Linked DNA regions of Homo sapiens: region 2 is linked to region 1. Evidence: read pairs that join two places in POLR2A ChIA-PET (ENCODE). Cell type or tissue: GM12878. All regions are shown on one strand. Each heading gives the region's core, and the rest is flanking DNA. Links, peaks and the distances in the headings are about the cores only.

Evidence for each region. Peaks named below come from ENCODE experiments on the same cell type or tissue, not always from the same donor. Only the 100,000 strongest peaks of a DNase experiment are listed, where the experiment ranks them.
Region 2: POLR2A ChIA-PET joins it to region 1 with 7 read pairs; 5 of 35 experiments call an interaction of 5 or more read pairs at or near these places.

The regions. Positions count from the first base shown.
Region 1 is chr1:178,409,725-178,414,121 of GRCh38, forward strand. The region is part of intron 4 of RASAL2 (RAS protein activator like 2); the gene reads left to right. It also overlaps the pseudogene RPS14P2. Among named protein-coding and RNA genes, the nearest start is that of CLEC20A, 85 kb to the right of the region's middle. In GM12878, for the core only: no CTCF peak of the experiment used is centred there; a DNase peak (open chromatin) is centred at 2,639; H3K4me3 peaks cover 603 bases; H3K27ac peaks cover 1,470 bases.
Region 2 is chr1:178,467,004-178,471,400 of GRCh38, forward strand. It overlaps RASAL2 (RAS protein activator like 2), which reads left to right. Exons shown (of 18, transcript NM_170692.4): 17 at 331-418. Among named protein-coding and RNA genes, the nearest start is that of CLEC20A, 28 kb to the right of the region's middle. In GM12878, for the core only: no CTCF peak of the experiment used is centred there; no DNase peak of the experiment used is centred there.

The sequences.
Region 1 (4,397 bases), core at 248-4,247:
GAAAGATTGCATGGCACAAAGCATAGTGACCTGAATATGTAAGCAGTTGCTCAGAAGCAGGCAATGGGCAACTGGGCATGACATGTACTTTGTTGTTTCTCAGAAGAGGATAATGTGGGAAGACTCAGTACATGGTTGGTCCAGGATGGAGGGATAGTAGAAGCCAAGCCAAGCTTGAAAACAGTGAATTTGTTGTGGTTTCATCCGGTACAGCTATGTGGTCTTCCTAAAGAGCTTCGTCATGGCACCAGGAAGATTGACTTAAATATTGTTTTAATTGTTATTTTGGATAGCTAATCATTAAGAAAATGGAGGGTGTTGGTAATTGAATAGCATCAGATGATTAGCTGTGGAATCTAGGGAGAAGGAAAAGAGAGCAGGAAAAAACAAGGGACAGGGAGAAAATGAGGTGGTCCAGAAAGTGAAGGTTTCTGTTAGGTTGAAGAGTAGATTAATGTGGAGAAAGAGATATATGAAAGACATGTGATTAGGGAGGAAATCAGAGAAAAAAATATTACTGTTTAAGATGTCTGAGATGGAGGATCTCTGAATGATGATAAGATCTAGTGTGTAGATATAAGAGTGGGTGGCTGAAATGTTGAAGAATGAAGCTGGGTCCTCATCTCTCACCTTATACAAAAATCAACTCAAGATGGATCAAAGACTTACATCTAAGACCTGAAACCATAAGAATTCTAGAAGATAACATCGGAAAAACTCTTCTAGACATTGACTTAGGCAAAGACTTCGTGATCAAGAACCCAAAAGCAAATGCAACAAAAGTAAAGATAAATAGATGGAACCTAATAAAACTAAAAAGCTTCTGCACAGCAAAAGAGATCAGAATCAATAAACAGACAACCCACAGGGTGGGAGAAAAATGTTCACAAACTGCATCTGCCAAAGGACTAATATCCAGAATCTACCAGGAACTCAAACAAATCAAGAAAAAAAAAACAGATAATCCCGTCAAAAAGTGAGCAAAGGAAATGAATACACAGTTCTCAAAAGAAGATATACAAATGGCCAAGAAACGTCAAAAAAATGCTCAGCATCACTAATTATCAGGGAAATGCAAATCAAAACCACAATGAGATAACCACCTTACTCCTGCAAGAATGGCCATAATTAAAAATAAAAAAATAACAGATGGTGACATGGATGTGGTGAAAAGGGAACACTTTTACACTGCTGATGAGAATGTAAACTAGTACAACCACTATGGAAAACAGTATAGAGATTCCTTAAAGAACTAAAAGTAGAACTGCCATTTGATCCAGCAATCCCACTACTGGATATCTACCCAGAGGAAAAGAAGTCATATGAAAAAGACACTTGCACACGTATATAGTAGCACAATTCGCAATTGCAAAAGTGTGGAACCAGTCTAAATGCCTATCAACTAATGAGTGAATAAAGAAAATGTGGTGTGTGTGTGTGTACACACACACACACACACACACACACACCCCATGGAATACTACTCAGTCACAAACAAAAAGGAACGAAATAATGGCATTCGCAGAAACCTGGATGGAGTTGGAGACCATTATTCTTAGTAAAATAACTCAGGAATGGAAAACCAAATATTGTATGTTCTCACTTATAAGTGGGAGCTAAGCTGTGAGGACACAAAGGCATAAGAATGATATAATGGACTCTGGGGACTTGGGAGGAAGGGTGGGAGATGGGTGAGGGATAAAAGACTACACATTGGGTACAGTCTACACTGCTCAGGTGATGGGTGCCCCAAAATCTCACAAATCACCACTAAAGAACTTTTCCATGCAATCAGACATGACCTATTCCCCTAAAACTATTGAATAAAAATAAAAATTTGATTTAAAAAAATGAGTGGATGGAGAGACGACATGCAGAAATGGCACACTTCAGGTGGCTGAAGGAGAGAAATGTATTTGGTGTCTGCCATATCTTTGCAACCTTCAGTGACACTTTTGTCCATGTCACTGATCTTTCTGGCAAAGAAACCATCTGCCGTGTGACTGGTGGGATGAAGGTGAAGGCAGACCGAGATGAATCCTCGCCATGTGCTGCTTTTTTGGCTGCCCAGGATGTGGCCCAGAGGTGCAAGGAGCCAGGTATCACTGCCCTACACGTCAAACTCTGGGCCACAGGAGGAAATAGGACCAAGACCCCTGGACCTGGGGCCAGTCGGCCTTCAGAGCCCTTGCCCGCTTGAGTATGAAGATCAGGCAGATTGAGGACATCACCCCCCATCCCCTCTTGACGGCACCCACAGGAAGTGGGGTCGCTGTGGTCACCGTCTGTGAACAAGACTCCTCAAAATACTTTCTGAAAATAAATTGCCATCATGTGAAAAAAAAAAAAAGAGTAGGTGGCTGAAGGGGAGGATACTGAGTAATGGAGTCAAGGAATTATGAAGCTAGGGTACTAGACATCACTATTTGGTTATTTTCTAGCATGGTGTTAAGAGTCAGAAAAATATTACAAGCTAGGGGCTAAAGTTCTTAATGAATAAAGGAAAGTGAAAGAGAGATTGAAACATGAGAGCAGCAAAGAGAGATGAAGAATGCTAAATCAAGATGGTATGTACCTTAAAAAATATGCATTTACTCCAAACCATGATTTTATGGACTATTGATTTGGAAACAGTCATGGTAAGCTAGGTAAAGTCCAGCTACCTCTTCCTGGGTACCACTGAATATTGGGTAATGGAGAATGAAAAAACTTCAACTAAATAGAGCTGTGAGAGAAACCATTTCTCAGGTTAAAACTATGCTTCATTTACATCAAGGAGGTGACCACAAAATTTTGAAAGGTTTCACTACCTCCCTGAAGTATTACTGCCCACTCTGTGCAATCTTAACCTTTTCCTTATCTGTGTTCCTAAATCAGCCATGATTTCATGTATGTATTTATCAAGGACTTACTAAAGTTTAAACATTGTGGTTGATGTTAAGGTAAATATAACATTATGCCATCCCCTCGAAAGTTTAAATGCAAGACTTCTTGTTTTCAGATAGGAAAACCTCAACTGTAATTTATGAAATGCTGGAGGCTTAGTGTGGCCAAGTTTGAGAGATAAAAACTGTAGGGGTATTCATTAATGGGGAGGCCACAATTTTTAAAAATTTTACCTCCTAGAGTCCTACCAGGTTCTCACAGTGAATATCTGAGAAAATTCCCCTCATTTTTCCAGCAGGGAGAAGGGAAAGGAGGCATTTTGAAATGCATCAGAGCTTTCTTTCTCTTTCTTTTTCTTTCTTTCTTTCTTTCTTTTTCTTTCTTTCTCTTTCTTTCTTTCTTTTCTCTTTCTTTCCTTCCTTCCTTCCTTCCGTCTGTCCATCCGTCTGTCTGTCTTTTCTTCAGAGTCTTGCTCTGTCTCCCAGGCTGGAGGGCAGTGGCACGATCTCCGGCTAATTTTTGTATGTTTTGTAGAGATGGGGTTTTGCCATGTTGGCCAGGCTGGTCTCAAACTCCTGACCTCAGGTGATCCGCCTGCCTCAGCCTCCCAAAGTGCTGGGATTACAGGCATGAGCCACCACACCTGGCCCGTTCTGTTTTTCTTAACAAGGTCTGCTCTCAGAAGAAACTAATCAGAGCCTAACTGATCAGAAGGAAGGGAAATACCCAATTCCAGCACTCTCTAGCCATCCCCTTCCACCTAAGTGGGGTGGGTGGGGTGAGGGGCACTGAGCAGCACTTATGAAGTTCACAGTCCAGAAACACAGACTCATTAAAAGACTGAGATCTAATAGGACTTCAGAATGTTTTCCCCCACCTTACTACTACATGACTAAAGGCTGGTTTACTGCAGTTCCTCTCACCTGGTACCTAGTTTTAGCATATCCTCTCACCTAGTATTTAGCATATCCAGCTAGCAAGAAAATAATTACAGAACATACTAAAAGGCAGAAAACACAGTTTAAAGAGACAGGGCAAGCATCAGAACCATCCTCAGAGCAAGCATCAGAACCAGCCTCAGAAAATATTGAAATTATCAGATCGGAAACTTAAAACAATTATGATAAATGTACTAAGGGCTCTAATGGATAAAGCAGATAGCATGCAAGAACAGATGGACAATGTAAGAAGAGAGATAGAAATTATAAAAAAGAACCAAAAGGGAATGCTGGAAATCAAAAACACTGTAGCAGAAATGAAGAATGCCTTTTATGGGCATATTAGTAGACAGGACACAATTGAGGAAAGAATTTCTGAGCTTGAGGACACCTCAGTAGAAAGTGGCAAGACTGAAAAGCAAAGAAAAAAAAGACTGCAGAAAAAACAAAAACAGAACAGACCCAGAGGAACCTTAGGTACATATTACTAAGTGAAACAAGCCAGTCTAAAAAGGCTGCAGTATGATTCCAACCACAGATGCTCCTTGACTTACAATAGGGTTATGTCCAAAT
Region 2 (4,397 bases), core at 104-4,103, 57 kb after region 1:
GTAACTTGAGATTAAGAGAGGGTTGTTTGTTTTTTGTTGGTTGATTTGATATTTTAAGATGAAATAAGTTGTGCTCAGGAAGGAATCTGAGAGAGAAGAGGGAGGAAATGATTATGGGGTTACTATTCCAAGGGAGATGAAAATGTGTGGGATCCAGGCACAAGGAGAAAAATCAACCTTAGATGTCTTATTCCAAGGTAGTAGAGAAGAAAGAAAAGATGGTTGCAGGTGTCTTATTAAAAAGGGCAGAGGATATTGAGTTTTCCTGTTCTCTACACTAGCTAGCCCTTTCTTTGAAGATGTTGATATTTCCTTCCTGCCACATTCTAGGCTAATGGCTGTGGAAGAGGAACTGAAGAAGGATCATGCTGAGATGCAAGCAGTTATTGATGCAAAGCAGAAAATAATTGATGCACAGGTAAGCAGGCTTTGAATCTAATAGAAGGCACTTGTTTATAGTAACGATTATTTCCTGACTTCACACCCTTGCAAATGCCAAGGCAGGTACCCAAAAATGTGTCATTGAAAAGTTCTAGACGCTACATTTTGAAGATTAAATGAGTGTCTGTGTGACCTCCATTATTTTCCTTTCTTTCACTGGTGAGAAGTCTGTTTACTCAGCAAAGTATTAGCGTGTTTAGTGCAGTTGCTTGACAAATCTCAACCTAGTGCATGATGGGGTTTGCTTCTTTCCCTATGGAAAGGAGGGCATTTTCTAAGGGCGTAATTGTGAAAAGTGCACTGCATGTGCCTGGCTTGTGACCTCCACTGACCATTGCTTGGCTGTGCTGTTCATGGTCTTGTCAGTCACGTCCACTGCCATCAACCTTTTGCCCCAGACAGTAATGGAATTGCCAGGGAAAGACAAGGTTGTAAAAAGGTACCTTTCCTTGTTGTTCTTTTGGTTTAGGGTTTGGCATTGCTGCTTGGAATGTGCTTGGCTGCTCTTCTTTGTTGGTGCTGTGCTTAGAGAGCATCTTTTGATAAAACTTTAAAAAAAGAAAAGGTTGTTGAAATCAGAACCTAGGCTTCTGCTCACTGTAGCTCACACCTGTGACACCAATGACATAAAGGCTGCCAAGAGCACCTCATAGGGACATGTCAATGATTAGAGCAAAATCCAGGAGGCAAGAAGTGTTTCTAACTCCTTTTTATTTTATCATTGCAAAATATGGTTGTATTTCTTAGGGTGAAACAAATAACAAAAAGCAGTTACAGTTTTTATAGTTTTGATAGTGGCTGATCTAGCCACTGAATGTGTTGCTTCCCTGAAGATAGCCGATCCAGGTTTGCATTTTTCAACCTTAAATGACATATCATATCCCTAAGCTGTGAAATAAAAAATGAGAGCAAGGATTTTATGCATAGATAGCCTCCTCCCTTCTCTAGGTATCAGCTAGTAATCAACATATTTTAGAGCCCCCAGTATTCTTAAACATGTACTTAACAGTCTAGTTTCCTTACAGAGTCCATGTGGAATGGGTTTATTTTTCAACAAAATTGAGAGTGAGGCTGAAAGCACGGTCGTGGAAAGAATGCTTCATGGGCCTCACACTCCTTTAAACACACTAGACTTGGAAGTCAGGTGAGAGTTGTGAGGATGCAATCAGCACTGCTCCTTAAAATATTTTGGATTCTTGAACTCTATAGTTTCTGGATACTTAGACATGCGGAGAATCAGAAGAAAGGTCTGTAGTAATTATCTTACTTGGTCCTTTGAAAGAAATCTTTCTAGATGCCCCCAGGGTAGGTGAGGTAAGGGTAGTGGAGACTAGGCCATCTCACTATTCACACTATAAAAAATCATCCCAGAGACTTAAGAAAAACAGCCTGGATAAATAAGGCAATTGAGTCAGGAAAACTAATGTTAGTAGGTTTTCACTTTGGAAATTTCAATATAACAATATAAAGCAAGAAGAGTTCTATTAATAACCACACAAGGAGAGATGTTAGTACTAAGAGATAAAACAGACTTTTTAAATAATTTCAGCTGGTTTAAAAGTATCAGTCTTGGCCAGGCAAGGTGGCTGATGCCTGTAATCCCAGCACTTTGGGAGGCTGAGGCAGGCGGATTGCTTGAGCTCAGGATTTCAAGACCAGCCTGGGTAACATGGTGAGACCCACCTCTACAAAAAATGCAAAAATTAGTCAGACATGGTGGCTCATGCCTGTAGTCCCAGCTGCTTGGGGGGCTGAGGTGGGAGGATAGCTTGAGCCCAGGAGGTCAAGGCTGTGGTGAGCCATATTTGCGCCAGTGCACTATAGCCTGAGCGACAAAGTGAGACCCTGTCTTGAAAAAAAATGTAATAGTCTTAAGCAGAGGGAGCTTGGGTGTGCCACAGTTGTGGTTCTGTACACAGGCTGACAGGACAGCCTCATGATTAGCTCCTGAAGATTTCTACCCCACCCCCTAATTTTATATTAGGGCTAGGTGACTGGGTATAAAGCAGAAGTCACCTGCTAGGCATAGGAGGTAAAAGCCAGGGAGGGAATCTGATTTATTAGGACTCAAATGCTCTGGAAAGTAAGGACTTTCTCTCAGTTAACCAGGAGGGTGTCATGTGTAGGAATGGGAGAAATGCTATCCTCAAACCGTAAGTCACTGTCAGACTGGTGGTCTGCTAAGCTAGTTAATGTTTTCAGTCCATACTTCAAGACAGTGGTTTTGAAATGGTTTGGTTCTCTGGACTATTTTGGTAGAATCCAGGCACCTTTCATAAATGAATATCCAGCTCCTTCCACTGACCACTCAACAGCAAGGACCACACTCTCAACTAATGAATCAAATCATACTGGGATTGGTTAAATATAATAAATTACCTACCCAAACACAAATATTACTATATAATAAATTATTCTACCAGAGACCCACTGTGGATCCCTAAAGAATAGTTGGGAGAATCCACTAAACTATATTTGGAAAACCTCTGCACCATGCATAGCACAAATCCTAAACACTATAGTTAAATTTTAAAAAATTATAGTGTCCTTAAAAGGAAGGTTTCTTAATTCCAGCTGTTGGCTTACTGATACATTAAAATCTTATTATAGCAAATGACTTTAAACATCCTTTGGCATTCTTTGTAATGAATGACTTTTGTATCAGATCCTTTCTTTTGTAAGGATAAATCTTCTCTCTTAAGTGAATGATGGAGCAGAGCAGCCCTTCTGGCATCATTTAATAGAATGAAGACGTGTTTGGGGTGAAAGCTTCCCAGAGAAGTGACTCTTATGTCAACACTTCCCAAAACACTACCAGCCAGGTGCCCAGTAAACTGGTTTTCATGTCTCTCAGCAGCCCTGTGCTCCCAGGAAAATCTTGTCCCTGAATTCAGCCTCTGCCTCTTTTTGAGTCATTTCATGCTACAAGGCACAGGCCTGCATCAGCCACTTTCTAACAGGAACTGCAAAAGGATGAGCACTCCTTTGGTGAGTGGCAGAAGCACCTATCCTGGACCTTGTAGCTTAGGGGCCATAGGGATCCTAGTGGTGATCATAAGGATCCATTTCTTAAATATCAGACCAGAGAATGTGCCACCTTTCACCCCTGAGCATGAGGAGACACTGTGGCTCCCAGGATCTCTCTATGTGACTCAGGTGGAGAACAGAGAAGGGCTTCCTCCTATGAGAAGCAAAAGCAGCTGCCTAGTTACTGTTGCAAGTGATATCTCCGCTGTGTTAAATTACAGGTCATAAATGGAGATGAGATTATTCAAACAGGCAAGTAAACCCCGCGTCCGTTCTCTAGCTGAGCAGTTCCCAGCCCTGGCCCAGTGCACTGGCCTCCTACACATTCCAGCTCCTGCCACTCCCCACATGGGAATCCTTCCTGTCAGGTGTGGACTAGATTGCTTTCCCTTACAATCCAGGCAGAATTGAAATGTCCGAGCATCTTTTGTCAACTGAACTTGACTTTCATAAGTCTCTATTTGATTTTTTTTAACTTTTTTGTTTTATTTTGAGAGGTTGGCAATAGGGGGAAATACAAAGGGAGTTTCTTTATGTGGAAACTTTCAGCTGTTTAGTAGGGGGGCTGTTTGTCTTCAGTTGTTACCTTTTTAGGCAGTAAGTAATTACAGTCATTCTTAGGCTTTTTGACCCTTTAAAAATCAAATTTTTTATGAATTATTTATTTTTGGATGAACCCTGGAGAATCCTAATTTCCTTATGAGGCCTTATAATTTATCCCAGTTCTGAAATATCTTTTCTTTAATCGTTCAAGAAATTATCAGTTACTCAGTTTAGAGATCATTCCTAATAATGCGAGTAGGGAGGGGGGAATATCATACTTAGCTCTTACCTCTTGTTTTCTAGTATTCACTGGCCAGTTCTTACCTATTGGCTTTTCAAAGATCTATATTTGTTATCCCAGTAAACTTCATTGGTTAAAATTTTTT